Regions from separate parts of the Homo sapiens genome. Here region 1 is linked to region 2. A link is a contact called in ENCODE Hi-C or POLR2A ChIA-PET data. All regions are on one chromosome and are shown on one strand. The core of a region is the stretch at or near the end of the contact, and the rest is flanking DNA. Distances in the headings are between cores, read along the strand shown.

What was found. Hi-C counts contacts between places; a loop is a spot of excess contacts on that map. ChIA-PET counts read pairs that join two places held with the same protein, here RNA polymerase II (POLR2A). Pooled maps may share reads with other maps.
Region 1: a loop to region 2 is called in a map of gastrocnemius medialis, with 3 times the contacts of the local background. The contact joins two enhancer-like sites. A Hi-C loop is called at or near these places in 8 of 168 maps with a recorded cell type or tissue (CD4-positive, alpha-beta T cell, Caco-2, Calu3 and 5 more), 1 of 37 single-sample maps with no recorded cell type and 7 of 50 pooled maps. POLR2A ChIA-PET finds 5 or more read pairs at or near these places in 8 of 52 experiments (A549, AG04450, CD8-positive, alpha-beta T cell and 5 more).

The regions. Positions count from the first base shown.
Region 1 is chr10:73,574,542-73,578,960 of GRCh38, reverse strand. USP54 (ubiquitin specific peptidase 54) reads left to right here. Exons shown (of 24, transcript NM_001391956.1): 2 at 2,600-3,163; 3 at 3,286-3,449. The coding sequence starts at 3,303. Among named protein-coding and RNA genes, the nearest start is that of USP54, 15 kb to the left of the region's middle. Within about 2 kb of position 2,545, at least 19 of the 41 ENCODE cell types and tissues checked have a DNase peak (open chromatin) inside an H3K27ac peak, as active enhancers do; they include gastrocnemius medialis, where a contact is called at or near this core.
Region 2 is chr10:73,529,677-73,533,602 of GRCh38, reverse strand. It overlaps USP54 (ubiquitin specific peptidase 54), which reads left to right. Exons shown (of 24, transcript NM_001391956.1): 13 at 2,768-2,899; 14 at 3,080-3,460; 15 at 3,692-3,923. Among named protein-coding and RNA genes, the nearest start is that of PPP3CB, 36 kb to the right of the region's middle. RefSeq lists a silencer at 3,922-3,926 and an enhancer at 3,878-3,926. Within about 2 kb of position 2,567, at least 2 of the 41 ENCODE cell types and tissues checked have a DNase peak (open chromatin) inside an H3K27ac peak, as active enhancers do; they include gastrocnemius medialis, where a contact is called at or near this core.

The sequences.
Region 1 (4,419 bases), core at 1,296-3,795, 45 kb before region 2:
AAAAAAAAAAAAAAAAAAGGAATCTTTGCCCAACCAAAGGTTATAAAATTTTCTCCTGTCTTCTCCTAGAATTTATAGTTTTAGGTTTTTTGTTTAGGACTGTGATGTATTGAATTATTTTTGTATAAGATGTAAGGTATGACTCAATGTTCAGTTTTTTGCATATGGGTGTCCCAATTGTTCCAACATCATTTGTTGAAAAGACTGTCATTTCTCAATTAAATGGCCTTGGTACTTTCATCAAAAATCAATTGACTGGCTGGGTGCGGTGGCTCATGCCTGTAATCCCAGCATTTGGGAAGTCAAGGCAGGTGGATCACCTGAAGTCAGGGGTTTGAGACCAGCCCCTGGTGAAATCCCGTCTCTACTAAAAATACAAAAATTAGCCAGGCATAGTGGCACATGCCTGTAATCCCAGCTACTCGGGAGGCTGAGGCAGGAGGATTGCTTGAACCTAAGAGGCGGAGGCTGCAGTGAGCCAATATTGCGCGACTGCACTCCAGCCTGGGTGACAGTGAGATTCTGCCTCAGAAACAAAACAAAACAAAACAAAACAAAACCCAAAAAACAAAACTAGGTAGTGAGAGCCATACAGATAAAACTATAATTCCCCTCCTCACATATCTTCAGTAAATGGTATTGGAGAAGGATTACATTGTTTAATGCTATATCTACAATTTAAGTGAAATGTTTTTGGTGTTAGTATTTCTCTGGACCACTTGTTACTGCCTCTCTTGTCTGGTCCTTTATGCTCTCACTTCTAGTTGGTGACACATCTAGAACAGGTCTGAGAACTTACTGCTTTACCCTACATAATACTGCCATTCAGAGCCTGAGAATCTTTTCTCTGCTACTGCGTTTTTCTCCTTTTGCTCCCTGTACTCAGGAGTGTGTGTCATAGGGCAGGCTGAGTTTCAGTTAGCTCCTAATGTGGATATTGGAAACCCCACCTGCCTGCCAAGTCCTTTTGGCTGTGAGCAAAGTGGAGGCTTGGTACTTGTCATTCCTTTGCAGCAGTTGAGCTGAAGGAATGCTGCATGGCTTGTTGGAAGTTGCTTAGTGGCCTTGAGTGGGGTGTGTATGAGGGTGTGTGTAGAAAGGTGAGGGTCTTATAGTCTGTGTGGGAGATATGGGTTCTTTTCTAGTGTCATGTTAATCATCAGGCAGTATTTATTGACTGCCTTCTTATGACTGGCACTGTAATAGGAGCTTTTGGAATAGAATAATAAAATATATAATTAAGTCATTGTTTAATAGTCAAACATTTCTAGATCTGCCACTTACCAGTGTTGAATTGGGCAAGTTAATGTCTTTAAGCCTCTCTTTACTTTTCTGTAAAATGGAACTATTAATAGCTATCTGATAGGACTGTTGTGAATATTAAATAAAGGACATAAGTATCGTGTTTAGCACATACCTGACTGTAGCTACTATTTCATTTCATGTAGTCATATTATGACGGATACGATATAAAACAGAGAGTAATAAAAATAGAGAATAATGTGACAGTAGGCTGTATAATCAAATACTTTAATTGGGACATGTAGATTATAAATAGTCTGGGAATTTACAGAAGGGAAAGAACAGTCTTATGCAACCATTTAATATTCCTGTACCTCAGTTTTTCCATTGGACATGCTGTAGACAATGCTAGGTGATCTCCCAGAGAATGATTAAGATGTTAAAGCATTTTTGTGTTTTTAGATGGTGCATATGATGGTGAGAAGGAAGGGAGAATGAGGAATTGTTGATGTTGGCAAATTTAACACTTAACATTTAAAAATTTTTCCTTATGTAGATGGACATGGCAGCCTTATAGGAAAACTTAAAGCTGGAGATGTGGTGATTTCCTTCCAGGGAACATACTTGCTTTGGTATTACTCTCTGTTGCCTCACTGGCATTTTAATTAGTTGAAAACTAAAGTTGGTCAATGGATTGCCTCTGATTGTGAGCCCTTGGATATAATCTGGAGATTAAATGATTTGTAACCCAAATTATCTCTCTGATCCTCTGGCAAAAATGAAACAAACAAACAAACAGGGCAGGAGAAGATTTAGTTCTCTTGGACTGCATGTTAAGGACATGTGGTTTACTCGCCATCAGTGTTTCTCTGGATGGAACATCTTTACTCAGAACAGATCTTAGACTGCTAACATGGCCTTCCCACCTTTAAGCACGTTTTCATAAGCATATTCATGGAAAACACCTTTTAAAAAGTGCTTTATTCACAATGTCCAAAAGGAACTTTCAGTTCCTAGTTTGTGTGTGCTTACTTGGTGATTTGTTTTGTGTTAGCCTGATACTGGAAAGTTTGTATTTTGTTTTTATTTCTATCCAGATCAACTTTCTTCTGCTTCAAGAAAATTTCAGAGAATTTTCCCCTGAAAGTAAAGCTGTTCATACCTTTTTTTCCTTCTCTTTAGTTTGGGTGTCTCTCTCTTTTTTTTTTTTTTCTTTTTTTCTTTTTTTTTGGCATTGTTTGCCAAGGTTTCAAGTTTATAGTGAGAAGTGAGGCAACGTTGATCTTGGCAGAACAGTCCAAAGCCAGTAGAGTCATTAAGTGACGCAAGCTTTTGATTTTTTTTATTTCTGTTAAAGCTCTCTGACACAGCTGGCTATTCTAGTCCCAGAAGAAAGAGGAGAGACTTGCTGAAGATCTGGATGGGACAATAGAAGTTTGGGGCACATTAAAAAGAAGCAGCAAGAACATCAACAAAAACCTCAGATGATTCAAACAGGCTTCTTCTTGGCTTTGTGGAACCTTTTGCAGTTGCTCAGAATTTGAGTTTTTGCTTCAGAGGATGATGAGACAAGGCAATAGAGGGTGAGGAGGATCATGTTGGATTCTTGCTTCTCTGTCTGCCTCTCCTTCCAGTTGGAAAAATCTTCAGTCCATAAGAAGCATTATCAACAAGCCTGAAGAACACATCTTACCCTGATCCTGGATGCTGTTGGAGTTGAGAATTACATCCACTTCACCAGGACTTTATGGAGGCTGTTCAAGAAAAATAGAAGGAAGCAATACTTAAGGATTTCTCTGTTTGCATTAGTCCTGTGCCATGTTACATTTTGGAGATTGTTTGGAACAAGTGAGGGAGGGCTCTGTCATCTTGATCTAGGAGGATACCTGAGTCCCTTGACTACACAGATGATATTTGGAAGGTGGTAAAGTCAAAATCTTCCAAAATAAATTCACTAAATTCTGGATTCCCTTTCCTTTTAGAACTTTAGCAGACAGAAATTCCTGCCAAAAAGGCACAAATCCTTCTCCATTTTTTTTTCAGGCTAAATGTGAACAATAATGTCTTGGAAGAGAAATTATTTTTCAGGGGGTCGTGGTAGTGTACAAGGGATGTTTGCACCTCGAAGCTCAACCTCCATAGCCCCCAGCAAAGGCCTCAGCAATGAGCCAGGGCAAAACAGCTGCTTCCTCAACAGTGCCCTGCAGGTAAGGGTCATTTCTTTATTTTTGGTGAACTTTGACTTTTAATTGCTGATGCTGTATTTCTGATAACTCTTTTTAAATAAAATGTTTGATAGTCTCTGTTTGAGGTTAGTAACCTGAGATAATTTTTACATTTATCTGTGTGATCTTTGGCAAGTCACTTTATCTCTTTGAATCTCAATTACCTCATTTGTAAAAAAGAGGGATTAATAATGATAAGAGAAATAATAATAACTGTAACTACTATTATTTACATGCCTAAAGGGAGGTAAATGGACCAGGTGATCTTTCAGACAGAGTCTTGCTCTGTCGCCCAGGCTGGAGTGCAGTGGCGCAATCTCGGCTCACTGCAACCTCCGCCTCCCAGGTTCAAGTGATTCTCTTGCCTCAGCCTCCCGAGTAGCTGGGACTACAGGCGCCCACCACCATGCCCAGCTAATTTGTGTGTTTTTAGTAGAGACGGGGTTTCACCATATTGGCCAGGCTGGTCTCGAACTCCTGACCTTGTGATCCACCTGCCTTGGCCTCCCAAAGTGCTGGGATTACAGGCATGAACCACCGTGCCTGGCCTATCTTTCTATTTATCAACTTTTTTTCCTGAACAGTCTCTACAGGTTCCTATTTTTCTTTTCTTTTCTTTTCTTTCTTTTTTTTTTTTTTGGACAGTCTCACTCTATTGCCCAGGCTGGAGTATAGTGGCCCAATCACAGCTCCTGCAGCCTTGACCTCCAGGGCTCAGGTGATCCTACTGCCTCAGTCTCCTGAGTAGCTGGGACCATGAGCGATCTCGGCTCACTGCAACCTCTGCCTCTTGGGTTCAAGCAATTCTCATGCCTCAGCCACCCAAGTAGGTGGAATTATAGGTGTGCATCACCACACCCGGCTAATTTTTGTATTTTTAGTGGAGACAGGGTTTTACTATGTTGGGCAGGCTGGTCTTGAACTCCTAGCCTCAAGTGATCCGCCTGCCTCA
Region 2 (3,926 bases), core at 1,318-3,817:
CATTGTTTGAGATTGGTGGTTTATAAGCTGTGGGGGCTTTTTTTTTTTTTAAATATCAAGAATTTCAAAGATATTCAAAACTGTATAGAATAGTGTACTGCCCATTCATGTACCCATCACCTAGTTTCAGTAATTATAACTCATGGCCAGTCTAGTTTTACCTGTACCTTTACCCACTCCTGGATTATTTTGAAGCACATCCCAGGCATTATATCACATTTTCCATAAATATATCTTATGTTTGCTCAAACATAAGAAATCACTTTTTAAACATAGCATTATAACACCTTTTTTTTTTTGAGTTGGAGTCGCTCTGTCGCCCAGGCTGGAGTGCAGTGGCACGATCTTGGCTCACTGCAATCTCCACCTCCCAGGTTCATGCCATTCTCCTGCCTCAGCCTCCCGAGTAGCTGGGACCACAGGCGCCCGCCACCACGCCTGGCTAATTTTTTGTATTTTTAGTAGAGACGGGGTTTCACCGTGTTAGCCAGGATGGTCTCGATCTCCTGACCTCGTGATCCACCCACCTCGGCCTCCCAAAGTGCTGGGATTACAGGCGTGAGCCACCGTGCCCAGCCCAGCATTGTAACACTTAAAAATAATAATGATGATTCCTTAAAACTGATAGGTAACCAATGAGTGTTCACATATCCACTTATAAGTATCATAATATTTTCATGGTTTATGTGTTTGACTCAGCATCTAAATGAGGTCTATGCATTCTGATGAGTTGATAAGTCCTTTGCATTTCTTTTAATCTACTGTTTTTTCCTCTATTTTTTTTCCTTGCAATTTATTGCTAGAACTAGGTATTTTGTCCTGTAGATTTCCCACATTCTGAATTTTGCTGATTTTATTCCTATGGTATACTTTAACACGTTTCTGTGTCCTATATTTCTTGTAAATTGGTAGTTGGACCTAGAGGTTTTGTCAGACTTGTGCTGGCTTTCTTTTGATGACTACTGCATTGATTGTGTCAGGTGTGAGTTTTTTAGACCCACTTTTTGAAGCTGTGAACCAGAGAGAAGCCAAGCCACAGGATAAACTAAGCATATTTTCCAGTAGAGGCAGATTTGTGTTAATGGTTTGAACATGCCCATTGGTTTAACATTTGTAAGACTTAGTTGCGGCCGGGCACAGTGGCTCACGCCTGTAATCCCAGCACTTTGGGAGGCCGAGGTGGGTGGATCACGAGGTCAGGAGATCGAGACCATCCTGGCTAACATGGTGAAACCCCGTCTCTACTAAAAAAAATACAAAAAGTTAGCTGGGTGTGGTGGCAGGCGTCTGTAGTCCCAGCTACTCAGGAGGCTGAGGCAGGAGAATGGCGTGAACCCGGAAGGCGGAGCTTGCAGTGAGTTGAGATCGCACCACTGCACTCCAGCCTGGGTGACAGAGCGAGACTCCGTCTCAAAAAAAAAAAAAGACTTAGTTGTTCCAAGTTATTTCCTCCTCTCTTAAATCTTTCTTGTGGGCACAGAGGTAGCAAACGACCAAATAAAAGCAATACAAGATTCCAAGGGGCAACTGATTGAAAATATGTATCCATATCACTACACTGGTGATACTTGAATATGCATAAGGATTCTCATATGCTATCATGTGAAAACAAATTTTTGTTAGCTCTCCATGCATTTGACCTAGGTTTTTTTTTTCTAAGCATATCTTCAAACTTAATTTACCTGCTTAATTCATCTCTGGCTTCTAGCAATTTAGTTGCTTATATCCTTTAGAATCTGACTTTTGCTGTCATCAAATCATGCTCATGTATTTGCATACTATGGGCATGAAGCAGGGCAAGTTACATAAAAGAGCCCAGCTCTCCTGGTTTTCCCAGTGATTAGTATTAAGGAACTATGAAGTGTAATCTCTGGATGGAGCCAAGTTTCGTGAAGATGGGTTGGGGATAGGAATGAGAATCAAAGTTGAAATGCCCTTTAAATGATCCACAATTAAGGAAAGCTTGGAACTGGGTCTTAAAGCCATATAAAATCAGACCTCTTGTGGGCAAAGTCTGGAGTATCCAGGATAATACCAGATGTACTGAAAATCAGACTTTATTTGATATGTGTTGCTAAATAAATAAAAGGAAAACTCTGTCTTCAATTTATGAGAGTGAAAGTATATGGCTACCTGACATTTTTATATAATCTTTAAAACTTTTGCCTTTAAAAAGTTACCTAGAAACATGTCATTAGTCCTTCTGGGTCACTGGGGAAGATTAGGAGTGGGATTGAGATTGGTCATTGCTCAGGAGACATTGTAAATTTGGATGCTCCCAGCTTCTCTGCATTTATCTTTTTTTTTTTTTTTTGAGACAGTCTTGCTCTGTCGTCCAGGCTGGAGTGCAGTGGCGTGATCTCGGCTCACTGCAACCTCCTGGGTTCAAGTGATTCTAATGCCTTAGCCTCTCAGTAGCTGGGACTACAGGCACATGCCACCATGCCGGACTAATTTTTGTATTTTTAGTAGAGACAGGGTTTTGCCATGTTGGTCAGTCTGGTCTCGAACTCCTGGCCTCAAGTGATCTGCCCGCCTTAGCCTCCCAAAGTGCTGCAATTATAGGTGTGAGTCACTGCACCTGGCCCTTCTCTGCATTTATCTACTGGGAGGTTCCTACACTGAAATCAGATAGCCTATGCCCTACAGCTTCTGTTCCATGGGTACTCTAAATTTGTGGCACTCCCAAAGGGAGATTAGGTAGGTTCTCAGGAGGGTGGAGGTTAGTCTCAGATACCAGCTTACCCCAATTTCCTTGTTTTTTCAGGACACCTGACTGATAGTGAATGTAATCAGAAACACACATCCAAGAAAGGGTCACTGATAGAGCGCAAGAGGAGCTCTGGTCGGGTTAGGAGGAAAGGCGATGAGCCCCAGGCCTCGGGATACCACAGTGAAGGCAAGCCCTTCTGCACTGCTTCTCTTTCTCCTTCATTCACTCTATCAAACTTCTGTCATGCTCCAGACTGTTGGCTTCTCCTTTCTGTTCAGAGGGCTTTTCTTTGCTTTTTCGACATTGGGGTCTAGTATCCATGATCACTTTAAACATCTATATTTCTTTCATTCTTTGTGTTTTTAGGAGAAACACTGAAAGAGAAGCAGGCTCCTAGAAATGCCTCCAAACCATCCAGCAGCACCAACAGGCTGAGAGATTTTAAAGAGACAGTCAGCAATATGATCCATAACAGACCATCCCTGGCTTCTCAGACCAATGTAGGCTCTCACTGCAGGGGCAGAGGAGGAGACCAGCCTGACAAAAAACCTCCTAGGACCCTGCCTTTACACTCTCGTGACTGGGAAATAGAGAGTACCAGCAGTGAGTCAAAATCCAGTTCTTCCAGCAAGTATCGTCCCACATGGAGACCCAAACGAGAATCTCTGAATATTGACAGTATCTTTAGTAAGGACAAAAGGAAGCACTGTGGCTATACCCAGCTTAGCCCCTTTTCTGAGGATTCAGGTGAGGAGATAATTAGGGAAGAATTGGGCTTTTGAATAAAGTTGATTTATGTCTTTTTAAAACCTGGGTTTTTTGGTACATCTGGCAAGGGGCACTTTTACTCTGATGTCGGGTGTTTTAGGGATATGAGTTCAGTGAATAAGTAGCTAGAGGGAGGAGCTAGTTAGGTCTTGATTTTAGGCAAATGCTAAATCTACCTCATTTTCCATACCTGTCTTTTGATTGGGATAGCTAAAGAATTTATACCAGATGAACCAAGCAAGCCACCTTCTTACGACATTAAATTTGGTGGACCAAGCCCCCAGTACAAGCGCTGGGGCCCAGCACGGCCAGGCTCTCACCTTTTAGAGCAGCACCCCCGACTAATCCAGCGAATGGAATCTGGCTATGAAAGCAGTGAGAGGAACAGCAGCAGCCCTGTCAGCCTGGATGCAGCCCTGCCTGAGAGCTCAAATGTCTACAGGTA